2 separate regions of the Homo sapiens genome follow, and region 2 is linked to region 1. Evidence: chromatin loops called from intact Hi-C (ENCODE). Cell type or tissue: Calu3. All regions are shown on one strand. Links, peaks and the distances in the headings refer to the core of each region. The heading gives the core; the rest is flanking DNA. Region 1 overlaps LINC01331 (long intergenic non-protein coding RNA 1331). Region 2 overlaps LINC01333 (long intergenic non-protein coding RNA 1333).

The links. A loop is a pair of places that touch in the nucleus more often than their neighbours do. Peaks named below come from ENCODE experiments on the same cell type or tissue, not always from the same donor. Only the 100,000 strongest peaks of a DNase experiment are listed, where the experiment ranks them.
Region 2: it touches region 1 in a loop (2.7-fold over the local background); 2 of 110 quality-filtered maps call a loop at or near these places.

Annotation. Positions count from the first base shown.
Region 1 is chr5:74,498,367-74,506,788 of GRCh38, forward strand. All of the region lies in intron 2 of LINC01331 (long intergenic non-protein coding RNA 1331), which reads right to left. Among named protein-coding and RNA genes, the nearest start is that of LINC01331, 34 kb to the right of the region's middle. In Calu3, for the core only: no CTCF peak of the experiment used is centred there; DNase peaks (open chromatin) are centred at 1,895, 3,935 and 4,415.
Region 2 is chr5:74,323,105-74,331,526 of GRCh38, forward strand. It overlaps LINC01333 (long intergenic non-protein coding RNA 1333), which reads left to right. Exons shown (of 5, transcript NR_197443.1): 2 at 1,327-1,414; 3 at 2,708-2,833. It overlaps LINC01331 (long intergenic non-protein coding RNA 1331), which reads right to left. Exons shown (of 4, transcript NR_197436.1): 4 at 4,340-5,181. Among named protein-coding and RNA genes, the nearest start is that of LINC01333, 5.7 kb to the left of the region's middle. In Calu3, for the core only: no CTCF peak of the experiment used is centred there; DNase peaks (open chromatin) are centred at 2,937 and 4,017.

The sequences.
Region 1 (8,422 bases), core at 245-8,244:
CTGATCATGTCACTTTTTCCCAACATCCATCTCTGGAGAGAGGGAACTGGTCTACTTTGCTCACCATGGTGATGCCAGAACTGAGCACATAGTGGGCCTTCATTTGTTGAATAAATGTAGAAATGAATGAATTAATATGATCAGGCTAGTGAACTCTTAAACCTCCTACCTTTGACATTCTGCAGCTACATGACTTGCATCTACTTTCCCACATAAAAGATGACAAAGAATCCCTTGAATTTCAGAGTTTAAACTGACGAATATATGCAGTAATGTAGAAATAGTTTTAATATGTTTCTATTTCATCACACATTTATGCATATATATTAATTGAGCTTATTTAATACAGTTCTTGATCCCTGAAACTTAATTAACAAAGGCATTAAGTTATTGAAAACACGAACATTGTCACCTCTGGTGTAAATGTTAGAGTAGAATCAGGTATTGTTCTTTCATGTTGCAATTAAAATTTAAATTAATATATAGACCTGGCTATGTTTTGTTTCTTAACAAAAATATATAAGGAAATGACATTCTATTAAAATACACTATTACAAAAGAAAAATCTATAGAGGAATTAATTTATGTCCATGACAAAGTCTTTTCTCTGAAAAGAGTAGCAAAAAACATAAGCTTTGGGTTTTTATCACCTGATCCTTTGTTCATATCTGCACACTTTGTTGCACACATAAACAATTTTGTAGATTTATGGCTATCTATATAAACACCTTTTACTCTAGCAGTTCCCACATTTTCAGCAATTACAGAAATTTAGGATTCTCAATTCTCCATAAAATATGAGCAAAAACACTGCAAATTCCTGTTCCCCGTCCACCAAAATCTCTCACACAGTAATTAAAGTCCTTATCAGCATCACCGCGTGCTACATAACAATCTAGTCTTCCTAAAAGTAAATTCACAAGGGGGAAATTCCTCTTGATGATAAGCAAACAGCAATTATTATTCCCTGTTATTAAAATGCTCTCAGTTAATTGTACAGATACCAGCAGAAAGATTACCTTAAAAGGCTGGATAGCAAAAGGGAGTTAGAGTTTTGAACCTTCTGGTCTAATTTAGACGAGAGTTTACAGAGAGATTCAGTAAATATTTGTAAGGAACCATTAACATTGAGTAAACAATTCAATGCCTGCAAGGAAAAATGTATTTGAATAATTGTAAAAGAACCTCCCTCCATACATGCTGGAAATGAATTATTTTAAAATGAAAATAGCTCAAATACATTAACAGAAAAATACTACCAGTCACATTTTCTAAGCATTCTTTATTGTATACACAGTTGATCATCCTGGACTGTATAAGAGGCACATGTTCGAAAAAAAAAAAAAAAAAGAAGAAGAACAAGCTGCTGTTTTCACTCCAGGGATTATTTTACAGGGAACTCAGCAGGCTCAGCCCTTCCTTAGCATTTTTTTCTGTTTCTGTCCCAACAGAAATGAGATTTTAGTGTTTGTCTTTTGTGCTGCTAACACTGAGCTTGCCAAGGTATCCCTGTTTGATGCTCTACTTCCATTGATGGAGCGAGGGAGGAAAGAGCAAGTAAATGAGGAAGCTCTGAGATTTCTCTTCCCCTCCAAATGGCAGAGATAAATCTAGCCAGTGAACATGAAGGCGCCCTGGCTCAATTAAAAACCAACTTTGATAAAATATTTTGTTTAAAGAGAAAAATAGTCTCTCCAGTGAAAACTGTTTAGGGCAGCTGTGCAGGGGAAGCAGGTGTTGAGTCTACCCTGAGGGCTTCAGAAATATTAATATTTAAACCTCTCACATTTCACTAAAGTTCACGACAGCTTCCTAATGCCTGGAGGAAGACAGAGCAGGAAAATCACAAGCCACAAAGTGGGGAATGCCTTCTAATTTGGCCAGAGCAGGGCCTGATTGTCTGTCTCCCTGACTCAGCCTCTCTGATTTGCTGCAAGCTCACAAAGACCATGCATTAGAATTTCAAAGCTGGCTCCATCCTCCACACGCTGTAAAGACATAACATGTCATCAAAACACAGGGTTTTCCAGGCCGTGATTTGTTTGTCTAGACTCTGGCCATTGAACTCTGTTTATTACTAAACAGAGTTTAGTGTGGAATGGGCAACAAATCAAAGGGGGCTCTGAGAGCCCTGAGTGCATGCAGACACTCTTCCTTCTCAGTTTCCACTGCTCTTAGAGGTCTATCTTTCCCAGGACCCAGGGGCTGATCACTAGACTAACGTTTCATCTTTTTTTGACCTGGGACATGACCCTGGGCCATTTGTAACCCTCAGATCCCCTCCCCATCATTGTGCAAGTAGGCAGCCCTTAATAATTATATTCTGGCGGCTGCATGGAGAGGTCATGAAGAATGACTAATGATTAACATTTGAAAATGGAACATGATAGGAAAATACCACCAATCACGGCAAAACCGTCTGTCAGAAGAGCAGAGGGCAACGACAACAAAACACTATTCAAAGAATATCCTCTTCCAAGATGAGAATGTGCCATTCAGAAGAAGTCTTCAGGTTTGTTTTTCAAAAGACACATAATTATCAGATACGTTGTTATCATTTTTAATGCATAATTGTTAGCCTACTTGTTAATGAATATATATTTCCTACTTTAAAAGACTTGATGTAGAGGATAAAATGGAGATTCACAGCTCTTTTTAGAAAATAGTGCACAACTTGATTCTTTTAAAGAAAAAGCATCTCTGTTGCCTATAAAAATATAATTGCTTTGTACAAAAATAAATTATCTCAGGCAGCATTTCTGAAACACATCGATTACATTAAGAAAGACCTATGAGCTAAGAGAAGGCTTGTAAGTTCAGAGGCTAAGGATGGAGGTCTCTAAATGAAAAGGCTTAGGTACCAACTCCCTATGAACCTTACATTAACAGAGGCCTCTGGTTCAGTTTTAGCCCTTAGAAAAAACTGCAAGTGAAGTCAGTTACCCTAATATTATCATCCCTGTCAAATGCTCCTCGGTTAAGGAAATTGTAAACAACTGTATCCTTTATGTCTTGGAATAAGATTCCATTTACCCAGCTGGAGTGGCAACACCCCACTAGGTCAGGCACTGTGGGCCTTTTGCCTGTGATTCCATCCTCCCCACACCTCCACCTCACCAGGTAGGTGTCTATCCGTGCAGAAATGATGGCTGAATTAAATTGAATAAATGTTAGAACTCCAAAACAAAACAACATATTATCTAAATGGGCACAAGCTATCTAATCTGTGTTTCACTTCTGCTGCCAGAAATGGAAAGCTATCACTCCAAAGGCATGTTAAGCAAAACAAAATAATACTTCCAAAGAAGGTCTAGCTTCTGTTCTGTGACAATTTGGTGATCATTCATCAGATGGACAAAAAAGCCAAAAGGGTCAAACCAACCAGAACTTAAAACGATGGTCAGGAACTTCTGACCTATCCTTTGTGGCAGTTTCAAGGAGCCCAGTAGAAGATTTGGCCCCAGCTAGTCACTATGATCTCTCTACCTGCACCCACGGGCTAGGACTAGAGACCCATCTCATCCCAGAGGTGTCAATCATAGGCCTATACACACTCTGCACAGTTCTAAGGAAATTTAGGTGAAAGGAGTGGGGAAAGAATCAACCTAGATGTTCCTGGGGCCCATCCTGACCAAGGCCCTTGGTATGGCTTCAAACCCCCAAAATGACAAAGAGGACCTCATGTTTGCTGCCCCAACAAACCTGATGTAATTTCACAATAGATCCAGTTCCATTAACAGAGGCCTCTGGCTCAGTTTTAGCCCTTAGAAAAAACTGCAGGTGAAGTCAGTTACCCTAATATTATCATCCCTGTCAAATGCTCCTCGGTTAAGGAAATTGTAAACAACTGTATCCTTTATATCTTGGAATAAGATTCCATTTACCCAGCTGGAGCGGCAACACCCCTCTAGGTCAGGCACTGTGGGCCTTCTGCCTGTGATTCCATCCTCCCCGCACCTCCAGCTCACCAGGTAGGTGTCTATCCATGCAGAAATGGTGGCTGAATTAAATTGAATAAATGTTAGAACTCCAAAACAAAACAAAAACCAAATAGTCATTTTCATCCACATTCACACATCAAGTGTTTTTCTTTAAAGGCTGAAGGGGATAGCAGGTGAAAGTAGAAAGAGCAGACGGTATGAGAAAACACCCCTCACCCAACCAACTTGGTCATTGATTTTTTTAAAAAAGGAGTCTTTATCTTTACACAGAAGGTAGAAGTTATAATTTAACTCTCAAGTTAACTATAGGTCCCCTTGCCTTTCAAGTCATATGAACACAAAAGGCTTTAATGATTTTTTAACTAAAGAAGGAAAAAACATACCATATGAAAATCACTTCTCCCCCCTAACACGAATACACTGGCCACTCAAAGATAGGTCTGTGAGATCCTTATCCACAGGATCTATTAATAAGAGCAGCACAGGAAACTCGGCACAATCACAATCCAAAGTTTAGTTTGACAAACACAGGAAGGCCACTGGCTTAAGAGTCTCTGCATATGCAGTTAAAACCTCATTTGAACACCTGCATAATCATTTCCCTCCTAAAAAAAAAAAAGGAGAGTGGATTTTTACTTGTAAGTTCTCAGTTTTAAGTAGACCAAATCTAACGAACATCTTTTTCCACCACAGTGAAGAAAAGAAAAAGGAAATTCCATGGTCTCCAGTAACAAGTTTGCAGAAACACAAAATCATTTTTACAAGACACTTATCTCTCAAGACTATTCACATACACAAGAGGGGAATTTTTACAGGCTAATGTGACATAAAATTTGTATATAAAATCATCCCTTAATGCCCCAGAGGACTTACTCCTTTACAAAATCCTTTAAAAAAAGAAGACAATGATCATCTCTGGGTTATGAGATTATGAGTACTTTTTATTGTTCTTTTTCACTTATTTTCAAGCTTTTATACCAAGTTCAATTTTTGCCTTTAAAATCAGAAAAAAAAATAATTAATTCTTATGGTAGAATTCGAGATGAAGAATCTCTCTGAGGGCTGTCAGCCTTTGTGTTAATTTTTTTTTTTTTTTTTTTTTTAAACAGGGTCTCACTCTGCCACCCAGGCTGGAGTGCAGCGGTGCCATCTCAATGTAACTTCCATCCCCTAGGGTTCAAGCAAATCTCCCGCCTCAGCCTCGTGAGTAGCTGGGATTACAAGTGCACACCACCACGCCTGGCTAATTTTTATTTATTTTTATTTTACTTTATATTTTATTTTATTTTATTTTATTTTATTATTTTATTTTATTTTATTTTATTTTATTTTATTATTTTATTTTATTTTATTTTATTTTACTGAGACGGAGTCTTGCTCTGCCGCCCAGGCTGGAGTGCAGTGGCGCGATCTCGGTTCACTGCAAGCTCCGCCTCCCGGGTTCACGCCATTCTTCTGCCTCAGCCTCCCAAGTAGCTGGGACTACAGGCGCCCGCTACCACGCCCGGCTAATTTTTTGTATATTTAGTAGAGACGGGATTTCACCGCGTTAGCCAGGATGGTTTCGAAATCCTGACCTCGTGATCTGCCCATCTCGACCTCCCAAAGTGCTGGGATTACAGGCGTGAGCCACCGCGCCCAGCCACGCCTGGCTAATTTTTGTAATTTTTGGTAGAGACGGGGTTTCAACCATGTTGGCCAGGTCGGTCTTAAACTCCTGACCTCCAGTGATCTGCCTGCCTCAGCCTCCCAAAGTGCTGGGATTACAGGCATGAGGCACTACACCTGGCCCATTAGCATGGATGTTTAAGAGGCAATACCTCCGGGCAGACACATCCCCCAGATGAAGACTGGATTTAGCTCCAGTCACCCCTCTGGAGTGCACAGTCCTAGCTTAGTCCCGATTGTCCATCTTTCTGTGATCCAGATTTCTATGATATCCAGTTGTGCTTACATGTTCATTTGCACTTGTGTGTGACTATGGGACCAAAGTCCTCAATCTTCACACACTGACCAGGAATTTGATTCCTGGCACTGTGAAATCCAAACTGGCCCTGACGTTTTACTCAAAAATCCTTTCTAAAGAAGCCATGACAGACAGTTATATCTTGAGACCCAGAGCAATTTTACTTACATGTCGGCATGAAGGAACAACAAGGGCCTCACTAAAAAGTAAGGGTATGCCAATATGAACAAATAAAAAGGCCTGGCTTCATGTCCCCTGTCTGCATGTGCAACTTAATCAAGATGGATCTTTACTCACTGCAGTTCTGGGGCTTCATCAACCTCAACATCCCGTTCTATTTACTTTTACTTTCAAAATAATGCCCCTGACCACTGCCATCCCCACAACTCTGACACCTTCCTAAGTGGATGTACAGGTCTTCATAGCTGTGGACGACACAGTCACTTCTAGTCTTCACTCCAAGACACACAACAGGTTCCCTGTAGAGATGCAATGTGTTCCTGAGTATCAGAGCGTTCTGCCACCCACTCAAATCTGGATTGTGCACTCACAGCCCTCACCCTTCCCAAGTTGGCCAAACCTCCCAGATAGCAGATAGAGGCTGTGAGAAGTAAAACAGTCATCTACATCAACAAAAGGGCGTCAAAGTGACATATATGGACCAAAGAGGGAGGGAAGGAAGAAAGGAATCGCCACCTAGCCAGGCAAATGAACAGGGGTAAGTCTGGCCATCAGAACTAGCTACACAATTTTGGGGGCCCATTGCAAAATGAAAATGCAAGCCCCTTTTTTCAAAAAGTATTAAGAATTTCAAGACACCCGCAGCAAAGCATTAAACCAGATATGGGCTGCTTTCAAGGATGGGGCCATGGGTTACTACACAGGTCACATGCCCATGAAGCCTGTCCTGCTGGCTGTCAGTGGTAAAGTCACTGGCTTCCATGTCCAAATTAGCAGCAGTCAAATGGGCTAGAGAGGACAGTAGTGAAATAAATAAATTAAATAATCCATTAAGGGGTCAAAAGCTATGTGTCCTAGGTCAGCTTCTTGTTTATAGATAGCTCTACACATTTTTCAAAATATTTTTCTATTTTTTATCTGGAAAATGGAGCATCAGTAGTTACAACATCACAGTGATAGGACTCAAATTGGCAGCTCCTGATCCTGCAAGTAATGAGAATGTTAAATATACCATCTAGCCAATCATGGAGGGCAGTTTTCATTGTAACAGAACTGGATGGAATTCAAATCACTTTGGCAAGAAAACCCAAAGCCATAATTTTCTCCCATGGCGTACTCAAATTCAGGTAGAAGTTAGTTATGAATGAAATTTCCCTTTATCTGGGCTGCCAAAGACAGCACTGCAGGCCTTCACTTCCTGGAAAACCCTAAACCAAGCTGGGTTCATGCTCCCACCCAGATCAGCCTTTCCTCAAGGGCCCCAGGAGCGCCTCATCCCAGCCTTTCTGGGAATTCTCCAGGTTCTGACATTCCCGTAATTCCTCCCCAGGTCTCGGCAGGGATCCCAACGTTTAAACTTATGTACGTATTTTAAAACCAATTATTTTCTCTTTATGCTCAAAAAGTGGTTGGAGCTGAATTTTTGACAAAATTCGTAGGATTTAAGATATCTCCAAGCTAGATTCTTCATCCTTAATAAACAGTTAAAGAAAAGAAATGTCCAGGCACTAACTCCACAGCATGCCAAGGCCAGAAACTGCTCTGCAATGTAAATCGCTTTTTAAGGAGAAAAGAGAAAACATCACAATTCTAAAACCGGCACTAAAAAAGTTATGCTGGGGTGGATGAATGGTTTGTGGAGCTGTAAAAACATACTTAGGTCTTGTATGAACATATCCTTGAATTTCAAACATATGAGCCACATCATTATTAATAGCCTGGTATATACACTGCCCAGTTTTACCCGCTCATACATCGACCCCACATACACTCACAGTTCCTCCCCTGGGGGGCTGAGCAAACACATAAAATTCGTAGGGCCTGTGGCTAACACTTCTTTATTTTGAATAGCCGTATTTCACATGGAGAAGGCAGGGCGGGAGAGCTAAGATTTATTGACAGCCTACTGTGTGCTAAGCCCTGTGTCAAGTGCTTTCATAAAGGTTAGCTCATCTTTTCTTCCAAGGGAAGCCCCGATTGAAAGATGAATGACCTTATGAAGGTCACACAGCCGATCCATTGGAGAGATAGCATTCAATCTCACTTCACCGGCCCCAAAGCCTTCTTCTTTCCACTCCAGCACAGCGCAGTTCTGATGCTTCATGAGCCAGCAGCAGGTTCAGTAGCTGAGCTGAGGACACAGTGGGGCAGCGCCCAGCTAACTGTTGAAGAAAGGGACAACTGTGGTGTCCAGGGGGTCACAGCTTGTCCTCCCTCCCCACCGGAAGGAGTCCAGCCCTGCAGATAGAGCACAGGCACTGGAGGCTGTAATAGTAAGAATAGTCCAGTAAAGCAGCTGGACAGAGAATCAGGGTGTCCGGACTGGCGAGCAGAG
Region 2 (8,422 bases), core at 340-8,339, 180 kb before region 1:
TGTCACCTCAGTATTCAACCAGTAGGGGGTTGTTTATGGGGAGGGCTTCGGCTTGCCAATTAGAAGTCTTGGCTGATTCTAGCACTTTCTTGGCTGATTCTAGCACTTTCTGCAGGTTCTCTTTCTGCAGGTCAGTTACTTTGTTTGTAAAAGTGTACTCCTTCTTAGTAGCTATCAACTCCTTCTTGGTAGGGTTATTTCTTTTACTTCTTTGTATTCCTTCCACTATACAAAATACAAACCCTTGTTTATAGCTGATTCCCCAGTAAATTTCTGAAAGAACAAATGGATGAAAGAAGGATGATTTATGATATGTCCATGGTTGCTGAAAGAATGGGGAAAAATGTAAAATCACCTGAAAAGTTAATAGATAATAAATGCAAGAAGTTTTATTTGTAAAAAGCCAATAGATAATAAATAAAAGAAGTTTTATCCATGATAAGTAGATGCTGCTACTTTGTCAATGTCCCAGAGAAATACATGTGTCCAGAGAACATTTATTTGACCAATTCAATCAACCAACCAGAAATTCAGTTGAAACATCAGTTTGACAGGTATTGACTGAAGTGGCTGGGTAGCATAGTTGATCTTATTGGCCCTTTTGTGGTCCACATTTTAGTGGTGACCCAGTATTCCTCTCAGAAACCAGAAGGAAAGGAAAAAGGGAGGCAGGGCTTTAGCTATGCCATGATGTGGTTCAGAGAATATTGGATGAGAGCTAGTAGACCTGGTTTCTCCTCAGTCTTGGGGAGGGGCTTCCTGGCCATTGCTATGTGACCTCCCTCTCAGGACAGTACACTGAGAAGAGACAGAGCAAAGAGCTAGTCTGAAAGAGAGTGGACTATTGTCTGCTGGTCCCAGATCCATGCATTCTTCCATGCCTTCCTCTGTACTGCAGTCCACTTGCTAGAGGAAGGCTAGAATATAGGAGGAAGAAGGCTTTTTTGTCTGCTACTGGTAGAGCCACCAATAGCAGTAGTACCGAGGTCAGCAACTATGGGCTCTGGCAGCTCCATCGGTGACACTGAGCTTTAGCGGTGTCAGTCCTGGTTTCACCAGCATCAAAATGTAGTGTCCGGGGTTCCTAGTCAGAACAGCATAGATCCGACTGTGGCAATGGTAACAGCAGCAGCATCTTTAGAAACTCAGCAGACAGTGTGGGCTTGCAGGTTTCAACCCAGGTTGAAAAACCCCAGCTTCCTGATCTCTGGGGCACATTTCCCTCTCTGTGTGCTTCCCCAGCCCATCTAACACCTTGGTAACATTCTTTCTCCATTAATTCCTTCTGTTTGAAACATCCAGAGTAGTTTCTGTTTTTCTGTCTAGATAATGATTGATACACCTCCCATGCCCCACCTCTCACCCAGGACAGGATCGAAGTGTTGGGGGAGCCACAACCTGCTTCACCTAGAAAGTAAGAAAGAAAAAGAGAACTGAACAGTACCACACCTTACAAAGTTCAACCCCATTTTGAAAATTAAGGGTGGCTTATCAAATTTCCTAAGTCAGCCAACCCCTGGTGACATGTATTCATGGTGGTGCTGTGATGTGCCACTGAGATCCCCCATGAGGATTGAAGGATTTATCCCGCAGAAGCTGGAATTGCTCCCAAAATACAATCCCCAACTGTCAATCCTCTTCGGGATTTGTCTAGGCTTATGAAAACTAGGCAGAGGCAGCCCCCACCCAGTGACTGATCAGCAGGGAGTTATAAAGGCCCAAGCTCATATTCCAACAACGAAGCGCCATACCAGCTCCAGAGCTTCCCATGAAGTCAGCTGAGACCTTTGCTGGGACTACATCACAGCTCAAATTATCCCTTGTCCCAATCTGCCCCCTTCCCTTTTCTTCCATGGGAGTTTATCCCAAGAGCACTCCCTAATAAGCCCTACATACTCATCTCTGCCTCAGAACCTGCTGCCAAAGAGACATATATATGTGCTGGAGCTGCCGCAACAAAGTGCCACTGATGAGGTGGCCTAAACAACACCGACTTATTGGCTTACAGTTCTGCAGGCTGGAAATCCATGATCAAGGCGTCCGCAGCATTGGTTCCTTCTGAGGGCCGTGAAGGAAGGACTTGCTCCAGGCCTCTCCCCTTGGCTTGTAGAGAACTGTCTTTATGTTCACATGGCAGTCTCCATGTGTATAGATCTGTCTCCAAATTTCCCCCCCAACTTTTTTTTTTTTTTTTTTTTTTTTTTTGAGACAGAGTCTTGCTCTGTCACACAGGCTGGAGTGCAGTGGTACAATCTCAGCTCACTGCAACCTCCACCTTTTGGGTTCAAGCTGTTCTCCTGCCTCAGTCTCCCGAGTAGCTGGGACTACAGGCATGCGCCACCACACCCAGCTAATTTTTGTATTTTTAGTAGAGATGGCGTTTCACCATGTTGGCCAGGATGGTCTCGATCTCTTGACCTCGTGATCTGCCCCCTCGCCCTTCCAAAGTGCTGGGATTACAGGCATGAACCACCGTGCCCAGCCCAAATTTCCCCTTTTGGTAAGGACATCAGTCATATTGGATTAGGGCCCACCCTAATGACCTCATTTTAACTTGATTGCTTCTGTAATACCTTATCTCCAAACAAGGGCCCGTTGAGGTCCTGGGGGTTAGGACTTCACCACATGAATTTGAGAGGGTTGGGGGGAACAATTCAGCCCATAACAGAACCCAACCTGCAAACATATCAATTGTCTTTTCAACTAGGAGGACATTGACATGGATCTGCCAGCTTTCTAAGACTTTCCCCAGATTCAAGTCCAGTCACATCAAGTTGCCTTATTAAAGGGTCTGCCCACTCAAAAGGAGAAAGTGCAAAAGATGCTCAGCAAGGTTAGTTATGGGTTCCCCAGCACAGGCTGGCAATATTTTAATCAGGAATGACAGAGTCTGGTTCCCAGGCTAGAGGGAAACCTGAAATGGGGCATCTATTGGGAAATACGCATTTACAAGGAAACTATTTATTACACATAGCTGGGTGATGAGAAATGTGGCTGATCATTCACCTCTGGAAGGGTGTCTGGGAGTCTAACATAATTAGGCTCTTATGTCGTTTGTTCCCAAAATTAATAACAGTATGACAATGAATAAAGGTGGGAGGAGGAAGGTACAGGCAAATAGATGATAGATTTTTTTTTTAACTAGAAAAGGAGAACTTTTCTTTCTTTCTTTTTCTTTCTTTTTCTTTCTTTCTTTCTTTTTTTAAATTTTGAGACAGAATCTCACTCTTTCACCCAGGCTGGAGTGCAGTGGCATGATCTTGGCTCACTGCAACCTTCACCTCCCAGGTTCAAGAGATTCTCCTGCCTCAGCTTCCCAAGTAGCTGGGATAACAGGCGCGTGCCACCACACTCAGCTAATTTTTGTATTTTTAGTAGAGACGGGGTTTCACCGTGTTGGCCAGGCTGGTCTCAAGCTCCTGGCCTCAAGTAATCCACTGGCCTTGGCCTCCAAAGTGCTGGGATTACAGGTGTAAAACCATCATGCCCAGCCCTATTTTTTCAATTTACTGATAGAGTTATCATGGTATTCCTATGTTTTTCTCCGCGTACACATTGCCTTGCTTTCAAGCTGAAAATGTGAAGATGCTTTGCCGTAGAAAGCATTGTCACAGTAAAACGCCTTAAGAGTCAGCATTTTGTTAGTGGGGGCAGGGTAGCAGGAAATGTGGGCTATAGAGAAATTTATGCATGAATGCTTAAAAGCAACCTAAAGCCAGCCTGCACTTTGGAACTCAAGTTGGTGTTACAGTCTGTATCTGGAGCCATCAAAACCATGTTGGGATGGGGCATTTGAAGGAGTACAAACAGGCAGGGTTACAATCTGGCCCTGAGCCCTAAATCCCAAGAACACTGGCCTCAAAAACATCAGAAAGCAATGGAGGTCTGAGAATCAAGTGCAAATGTTCTCATGTGCCAGGAAAACCTAAGACAGCTATTTTCACAGTATATTGGGGCTTGGCCAGGTTCCAGAAACCATCAGCAAAGTAGCCTGCCTTGATACTTCAAAGGAAGAAGTCGCACTGATAAATCCTGCCCACACTTTCCACCGCACACACTTCATCTTGAGGTATATAATACCACAACAATGAGTCACTGGGCTGGAGCCTGAGGCCTGTCCACAGGACAGAAAGAAAGAAAAAAGTCTCTCACATCTGTTGTCTAGGGCAATTCCCCTCACTCTTCAAAACTGCATAAAAACAGAATAATAAAAACTGTCACAGGACAAATGAGTTATGGCCTGGTTTACCTGTACAGTGTCCCTCAGTAGAACTATAACGAAGTTGGCCCACCATTTTTCTTTACCACATTTTATCACATTTTGATAAAACTCATCAGACAGGGAGGAACCAATCTACTTTATTCCTTAGATTCAGCTCAGATATCTTAGGAGGACTTTAAACCATGAGACAAGCTGAGAGCTTTTCTTTAACATACTTACACACTCATACCTTGGAAAGCCTCTGTCTTCTGAATTGTATTTGGTGTAAATGAAAATTCAGCAAATATTCACAAGAATACCCAAGGTAAAGAATATCAAGCCTAGGTGTCATGGACGAGAAGAAAGCAACAAGGGGATGCCAAGGTCAAGAGTAGGGCCTTTGCTTCTTAGTGGGGGTTGGGCAGGAAGAAATCATAAAAATTCCTTTTCTATAAATCCTGCACTGTCTGGACTGCTCATGGGCTGACTGGCAATTTGGTCAGGCAATAGACTTTTCCCATCTGGTCATTTAGCGAGGGTCTATGGAAAGATAGTGGAAATCGTCTACATCTTTTGCTGAGTAAGACAAGAAAGTCAACGAATGCAGCGACTACATAGTATACTGGAGGCTAAAGTCTTAAGAGACACATTGGTTTAGATGTGTGCACGTGGCCATGTTTGCTTTGGGGCAGTTTTTTGGACACACAGACACGTCTCCACCCACTCGTTTACCCCTACCCCATTCCCACCCTTACCCGCACCCCCACCTCACTTTGTTCTTAAGACTATAGTTATGCATAACTGCTAAGAGTAAACACTTTCCAGATGACCTACACAAAAATCCTTTTCCAAAGACTCTTCTTGGTTTCAGGTGAGTTCTCATTTTCCTTCACTCAAGTTTTGTTTGTCTCCCCCAGGGTAGCAAACGCAGTCAGATGATACTTCCTGACAGCATCCAAGAGCAAGTCTCACCACCACATCTGTCAATAAAAAAGAAAACAAGGAGCTGCCAATTTGTCTATTTATAGGTGCCAATAAAATCCTGCACAGAACTTTAGTCAACAAGACTATTTCAGAAGGGGTGGCCAACAGTGTGGCCTTTCACTGGCAAGGGCCACCTTTGTCATCACTTAAGAAAGAAAACCTGCCAAGTTTTCTGTGAGGCCCTCAATAAATCTTACTGAGTATTTCCATACACATCAGCCACCTTAACTTGAGGAAAGCCAACTTGGTGAGCATTATGTTGATTTACCAAGATAAGGAGCCTAGAGTCTATGGCAAGAAGTTCTTGAGGCCCCTCAGGGAGTGTCAAACAGTCCAACCCATAGGCAGGGGAGGAGGAAAATTACACCTCTCCTTCAACACCTCCAGAGCCCAGGATCCTGCCACCTGTCAGAGCAGAGGGGCAGTGGGTGTTGGCATGGCCCACAAGATGCCTCCAAGGAGAGAGGCACTGAGACAGGGGTTGCACTGGGGTTTCTAAATCCTGGGAGCTGAGAGTCAGATCCAGGATACACACTGGGGTTCCCATTGCCTAGCCCTAAAACATGGCAGTTGTGGTTAGCTCTGGTGAAGCAAAAAGACCACCAAATTGAATTCAGATAATTAGTTCTAATTATGCTAACTCTACCACTTTCTGCTTTTTAGAACTTGAGCAAATTACTTGATTTTTTCTGAGCTTTATGCAGTTCTTATGAAGACTAAATAAAAAGGTATTCAATATTAATAGGTAGTTTATTAAGCATTTCCTGTAAGCCAATGACAGTGCTAAGAACACAAATATCCCAGTGTTCAGATAGGAATTGTAAAGGGTGGAGACAGTAACTTGCCCAGAGCCACACAGTTAAACATGGCAGATATCTTATACATATTTTGGCTATTTTGTTTATCATTTTAGAACCACGAGAACACCTCAGCTACCACTATAACATGAATTTTTTTAATCCAGTGCCAATTTTATTTTTTGGTTGTTTGTTGGCAGAACACAAAACTCATAAAAAGCTTCACCCAGGATAGCCATTGTTGTGTGATAAAGTTGGGAGATTGATTAAAACGGCAGTGACATTGTGGTATTATTTTTGTTTTGTGTTGTTAGTGGCCAGATCCTTCACAAACACCTGGAAACTAGTGTGGCTTCTGGTTCTAGCCATTCGGTAACAGCTCTGAGGCTGAATAAATTGGACGTGAGAATGTGACAGTGAAAGACGGCTTGGGAACACCCAGGGTCTGAATAAAGCTTAGAAAATACACCACACCTTTATAGAAAAAGTAGATTTCTGTTTTATAAGGGAAAGATTGGCAGGAGTTCCAGGCCAGCTGCCCCCAAGAAAGAGGTAACTATTTAAGCCAATAAGGTTTCCATCTACACAAGTGCTCAAGTGGAAACCAGCCAACCAGAGTTAGCAGTTCTGTGGCAGAGAATCTCTGAAATCACCGCTGTGTTCTGAAATCACAGAACAGAGGCCTCCCAAGCTTGCCGAGCCACTCAGCCTCACAGAGCCTCATTTCCACTTCTCTAAGATGTAGGGACTAGATCATGCAAAATGGTCTAACCAAAGAGTAGATTTCTTTGAGGTTTCTTTCTGTTCCAAAATTCTGAGATTCTTAATTATGTCGAGGAAGCCACTTCGAAGCTGCTTTAGATAAAATAACCAGAATCCAAAATAAAGTTCGGCTTCAGCTGAGCATAATATTCCTGACACTTTACACCAAGCTTGTCCAACCCGTGGCCGGTGGGCCGCATGCAGCCCAGGACAGCTTTGAATTTGGCCCATACACTTCCTTAAAACATTATGAGATTTTTTTTTTTTTTTTTTTTTTTTTAGCTCATCAACTATCGTTAGTGTTAGTGCATTTTATGTGTGGCCCAAGACAATTGTTCTTCCAGTGTGGCCCAGGGTAGCCAAAAGATTGGACACACCTGCTCTACAGTGTGTATTTTCTTTCACAGTGTCTTAAAAGGAACACATTTCAAAATCCCTACATTTTTCTTCTTTTTCTTCTCCCTCTTCTCCTCCTTCATCTTGTTTGCCATCATTATCATCATGATTGTACTTAGGGTATTTGTTTAATGTGTTTGTTTTTACAGAAAGTGCCTTTTGCAAGCCACTGCTCCTACTGACCTAGTAGTGGAAGGTAAACTGAGTGTCACAGAACTCCAAGCATCCTCACATGTGCACTGAACAAGAAAACTGTGGAGTGCCTGCCCACTCCAAGCCACCTGCCCCACGCCACCCCAAGGGGTGCCCACCAACAGCCCCAAGGGAAGGGGTTCTTCGAGCATAAATTGCTAGGTTCAGATCAGGTTCAGATCCTCATTCGCAGGTGATTGGTCTGAACCCTGTATCAGTCAGGGTTCTCTAGAAGGACAGAATTAAAGGAATATATATATGTTTATTAAGTATTAACCCATATGATCACAAGGTCCCACAACAGGCCATCTGCAGGCTGAGGAGCAAGGAGAGCCAGTCCGAGTTCCAAAACTGAAGAACTTGGAGTTTGATGTTTGAGGGCAGAAAGCATCCAGCATGGGAGAAAGATGTAGGCTGGGAGGCTAGGCCAGTTTCTCTTTTCACATTTTCCTGCCTGCTTATATTCTAGCTGTGCTGGCAGCTGATAAGATACCAGATTAAGGGTGGGTCTGCCTTTCCCAGCCCACTGACTCCAGTTTTAATCTCCTTTGGCAACACTCTCACAGACACACCCAGGATCAATACTTTGTATCCTTCAATCCAATCAAGTTGACACTCAGTATTAACCATCACAATCTAGGTGTAGAAGTCTCACCTCAGAGCAGCTCCTCTCTGAGTCGCCCTGACACAAAAGCTGAGCCTAACAAAGACAAGGGGGATCAATGGAAGCACTCAGAGTCCCTCTCTAGAAGCGTCTAAATGAGAATCATAGAGCTATTCATGAGTGGAAAGGTAGGAAAGAAACCGAAGCCCAGAGGCCTTCAGCAGAAACCTAGAGTAGCAGAAGCCACAGGCAAGAGGAAGCCTGGGCAGGCAAAAGCTAGGGGAAAGCCTGCAGTCCTAGACAGCTAAAACTGAATGACATGCAGAAGAGCAATGAGATACTCGGTTGTGCAGTGGCACAAATAGTAGAAAATTAGAAAACTCCTGCTGCTCTAGGACCACAAGGCAATCCAGCTCCCAGAGTTGCTTCTGATTCTGTGTAACCTCCTAGTTCCTGATGGACATACCATTCTCCATGAGTTTTGGC